Regions from separate parts of the Homo sapiens genome. Here region 2 is linked to region 1. A link is an interaction called in ENCODE POLR2A ChIA-PET data of the cell type or tissue named here. Cell type or tissue: GM12878. All regions are shown on one strand.

The links. ChIA-PET counts read pairs that join two places held together with the same protein. Peaks named below come from ENCODE experiments on the same cell type or tissue, not always from the same donor. Only the 100,000 strongest peaks of a DNase experiment are listed, where the experiment ranks them.
Region 2: POLR2A ChIA-PET joins it to region 1 with 6 read pairs; 6 of 35 experiments call an interaction of 5 or more read pairs at or near these places.

The regions. Positions count from the first base shown.
Region 1 is chr15:84,987,194-84,989,693 of GRCh38, reverse strand. All of the region lies in intron 1 of PDE8A (phosphodiesterase 8A), which reads right to left. Among named protein-coding and RNA genes, the nearest start is that of PDE8A, 6.6 kb to the right of the region's middle. RefSeq lists enhancers at 1,557-1,646, 1,677-1,766. In GM12878, no CTCF peak of the experiment used is centred here; a DNase peak (open chromatin) is centred at 1,389; H3K4me3 peaks cover 644 bases; H3K27ac peaks cover 1,889 bases.
Region 2 is chr15:84,913,917-84,916,416 of GRCh38, reverse strand. The region is part of intron 9 of SLC28A1 (solute carrier family 28 member 1); the gene reads right to left. Among named protein-coding and RNA genes, the nearest start is that of SLC28A1, 31 kb to the right of the region's middle. RefSeq lists an enhancer at 900-1,099. In GM12878, no CTCF peak of the experiment used is centred here; DNase peaks (open chromatin) are centred at 815 and 1,246.

The DNA of each region.
Region 1 (2,500 bases):
CACAGATTATTTTTAGTTATCCTTACCAGAACCCAGGTATTCTAGCTTCACTCTGTACTTGAGAAAACTCAGGATCAGGAGTTGCCAAGTATCACATAGCCAAAGCCTGATGGAGCTGGACCCAAAACACACATCTTCTGGCTCCTCCTCCTATAGTCTTTTAACACCTCACTAGGGAGCTGCCATCAACACCAAACCTTTGCAGACAACCTGGGAACTGCTGATGTGCCACCAGCGCTTTGGGTTATCCTATAAGCAGAGTAAGAGGAAGTGAAGCAGCTCCTGTACTCCCTAATAGGACATGAAAGGGAGAAGGCAAGCAGTGAAAGAGGATGAATTCAAAACAGCAAAGGTCTATTTCCAACCAATACAGAATAAAAGCACTGGCAAAGCCCCCCATCCCAAATTATTGGAGGTCACCCTCAAAGTTCTGGGAAATCTGCAACATCCTTCCTGTGTGGATGGGCAAACTACACATGGTGCCTGTAGCTAAGACATGCAATATAAACTTGTCAAAACAGCTCTCTGACATGATACTCTACCACTCTTTACCACACAGAGCAGAACAAAAGTAGAACAGAAGGAGGGGACTCAGGAACATTGCTTAACCCTAACTCAGACAAAATTGGAGGCAAAAGCTTTACTAATCACCCCACAGATTAATCACTGGCTTAAGGGTATTTTAGCTTTCTGTTAAAACACAGAATACACCCCAACAACTTTTGTTAAATCTAAACAAGGTGAGATAGACTCGTGGAACATGAATAAAAGCCCTTTCAGCCTTAGAGACTGGTGTACTTATCCAAATATTTACCAAGTGTGCCAAGCACTTTGGGAACTATAAGGAAACTAGGACACAGTGCTTGCCCTCAAGCAGCATATAATCCAGCAGAAGGCTGAAGACAGAAATCCTAGGCTCACACGGATACAGGAGCAGGTCCCAAGAGCAGAGAAAAGAGTGCAAGCCAGCCAAGGGCTCAAGGAAGCTTTCAGCTGGGCCTTGACTAACTCCTGAGAAGATAGGTACATGCAGCACTGGTGGGGGAACAGCACTCTAGGCAAAGGGCAATGGAAAGAACCAGCTCCTGGGGAACTCTTGGTAGGGCAGGCTGCCTGAAACCTGAGCAGGAGAAAGGGGAAAGGAAAAAAACTCCCAAGGGATGCCCTCCCAACTCATTTCAGACAGCAAAGAGGGCAGATTCAGAGGGCGTCACAAAATATCTAGCTTCAGGAGTTAACTGGCACAGGGCTGAAGATGACTTCAACTTCCTCAAACACAGGAACCTAAGGTAGAGCTGTAACCAACTTCCACAGTAAGTCGAAACTTAACAAAATCCTGATAATGCAGATTCAAGATGCCTGCTTAAAACCCAGTTGTCCTGTGAAATCTGTAGCTTAGCAGAAGACCAAAGAATGGGAAATGCAATGAACATAGCTAGTTAACAGAGAGCAACAACCTAACAGGTGAGAGCCAGGACCAGTGGATTTGAATCTCAGCTTAAATGTATGACCTCGGACAAGTTTCTAACCTCTGGTGTCTTATCTGCTAAAGGGAAATGATACCTGCCACCTCACAGGGTTGAAAGGATTAAATGAGATAACATCTTTAAAGCATCTAACATGGTGCTTGCAACACAGAGGGCATCCAAGAAATGGTGGCTATTATTAATATGAATAGTTTGCACTCTAAGAACTGCAGAATCCATCACCTCCTACTGCCTCAGTGTACTGAGAAACCAGGATGAAGCCACTAAGCTTGGGTAAGACTGAGGGCTTACTCATGTCCTAAGTACTTATCCCTCTGTTCTTTTTTTTAAAATTTTTTAAAATATTCTGTCCTTTAAGGTTACTCTGGGATGTCTGCCTCACCCTGTGTCCTCACATCATGAACCTTCTCCTATTTAAGAACCAATCCAAGGCCGGGCGCGGTGGCTCACACCTGTAATCCCAGCACTCTGGGAGGCCGAGGTGGGCAGATCACCTGAGATCAGGAGTTCAAAACCAGCCTGACCAATATGGAGAAACCCCATCTCTACTAAATATACAAAAAAAAAATTAGCCGGGCATGGTGGTGCAAGCCTGTAATCCCAGCTACTCGGGAGGCTAAGGCATGCGAATTGCTTCGACCCGGGAGGCGGAGGTTGTGGTAAGCTGAGATCGCACCATTACACTCCAGCCTGGGCAACAAGAGCAAAAAACTGTCTTTAAAAAAAAAAAAAAAAAAAAAAGGAACCAATCCAAATGGGTAAGCTATCCAAGGGAAAACCAGTCATAAGCCACTTCACAGGAAACATTTGCGCCAGAAGGGACCACAGGCCCTATCATAAACCTTACCTCAGCAAGGCGAGGGTCAAAGCTGGTCAGGGACAGGTTTCAGGTAACAGAATTGTGACAATGTCTATCTTAAGAATCACACTTAAAGTTATGGTGGCAATGACAGTAAGTACTAAAAAACATATGCTATAAATGCAAAGTATTTTATGTATGTAAAAGGAATTCA
Region 2 (2,500 bases), 73 kb after region 1:
TTTTTTTAACAGCTATGTATGGTGGCACACACATGTGGTTCCAACTGCTCTGGAGGCTGAAGTGGGAGGATTACTGGATTCCAGGAGTTCGAGGCTGCAGTAAGTCATGATCATGCCACTGCACTACAGCCCAGACAACAGAGTAAGACCCCATGTTTGAAAAAAAAAAAAAAAAAGTAATCCCAGCACTTTGGGAGGCCGAGGCAGGTGGATCATTTGAGGTCAGGAGTTCGAGACCAGCCTGGCCAACATGGTGAAACCCCATCTCTACTAAAAATAGAAAAAAATAAGCCAGGGGTAGTGGCGGGTGCCTGTAATCCCAGCTACTCGGAAGGCTGAGGCATGAGAATCGCTTGAACCCGGGAGGCAGAGGTTGCAGTGAGCCGAGATCATCCGACTGCACTCCAGCCTGGGGTGACAGAGTGAGACCCTGTCTAAAATAATAATAATAATAAGAAGAAGAACAACAACAACAACAACAACAACAGGTTGAGGTGGCTGGTGGATGCAATTCACTGCAGAAATAGCCCTGAGTGAGAAGAACAGGAGCTAAGGACAGGGCCCTGTGGTCAGTGTGTCATTAAAGGGTGAGAGGGGAAGGAGGAGCCTGTGAAGGAGACAAAGAAATAGCCAAGGGCTGGAGGACGGCCAGAAGAGAGGCAGGATGGAAACCGAGGGGCAGCTTTTCAAGAAGGGATAGTCACTAGCACTGTGTCAGGGGCATCAGAGAACTCTGGAACGGTAAGGACTGAGCCAGACCCCTGGGACTTAGCAACTTGGAGGCACCCATGATCTAGGTGAGAGCAGTGTCAGAGGAAGCGTGGGGACTGAGGCTGATGTCAGTGAGCCAAGGTGGAAGTGAGACATGAAGAAGGGGAGACCACAAGAATGGACAGCCCTTGCAAGAAGCAGCACTGTGCTCACTGCCGGAGACTGGTGAGGGCCCGGCAAGGGCTGCTTTTATTTTTTAAGGAGGGAGAGTCTTGAGCAACCAAATTTAGGCTCTAGTTCAAAGTGAACTGGGATTACAGAATGGACCCTGAAGAGAATGGAGATTCTGCCCGGGCAGCTGGGAGGCAAGCCCTGCTGAGGCCTTTTCTTTCTCCTGTCCCTTCCCAGACCAATGCTGCAGGTTGTATCTGGACTTGCTCTGCTGTCATCTGTCACCAACTTCCCTGTGGTGGGGAAGTCACCCGACAGAGAACACCAGAACTGTGCCCCGTGACTCCTCCTCCCGCCTGGGGCTAGAAACACCTCCAGCACGGGTAGGATGACATCATCCCACACTCCTGGGACTGAGATGCAGAGAGAGTCACGTACTGTCTAGACTGCTTGTCCAGTGGATCCTGAGAGGGACTGCAGGGCAGCTAGCAGGCCTGCAGGGATGGGCCCACGCCAGGAAGGAGAGTGCCCGGGGCATCAGGACCCCACTGCAGCATTGGGACTTTCTCCTGCCAGCAATCAAAAGATTTTCTATCTGTGAGACGGAGAATGGTAGAAGAGAAGCTATGTTTTGGATTAAGTGGGGCCTGTCTAGGGAGGGGAGGGGAATGAAAGAGAAAAGAGGTGGCCCCAATTTTCTAAGGTAGGATAGAATATTAAATAAGGTCCCTGTGGCCAATATCATCTTACAGCCCAGGAAACACCTCTGGGGCCTGCAGGATGTGAGGTGGCAGAACAGGGCAGCAGCTCGAGGCAGTGCTGCTGTGGAAAGGGGAGGCAAGTGCCATTAAATTCCACTGTGTGCCAACCACGAGGGCTTGTCCTGGGCCAGGTCCCTAATATGTGGGGACTCATGAATCCTCATAGCATCTGTGGTGGATGTAACTGTCGCCACTTCACAAATGGGCACACGGAGGCTGTGAGATCTTGGCTACCCACCCGAGGTCACACACCTGCAAAGAGGCAGATGCATTTCCCAGCCACCATGCAGATTGCCAAGGTCCTGCCATGCCCCTTGGGAGGTTTGCCCTGGGAACAGTCCTGGAGGCTTGTTTCTCTGCCTTCAGGGGCAGCATGCATCCCTGCTGGAAACTGAATGTCTGTGTCCCCCTAAATTCATATATTGAAACCAAATTCCCTAGGTGATGGTATTAGGAGGTGGAGCCTTTGGGGGTGATTAGGTTATGAGGGTGGAGCCCTCATGAATGGGATTAGTGCCGTTGTAAAAGAGGCACAGTGGCTCACGCCTGTAATCCCAGCATTTTGGGAGGCTGAGGCCAGAGGATCCCTTGAGTTCAGGAGTTCAAGACCAGCCTCGGCAATATAGTGAGACCCTGTATCTACCAAAATTCAAAAAAATTAGCTGGGCATGGTGGCATGTGCCTGCAGTCCCAGCTATTCTGGAGGCTGAGGCAGGAGGATCACTTGAGCCAAGGAGATGGAGGCTGCAGTGAGCAGTGATCACACTACTGCACTCCAGCCTGGGCAACAGAGTGAGATCCTGTCTCAAAAAAATAAAAATAAAAAATAAAAGAGGCTCCAGAGAGCTCCCTCACCT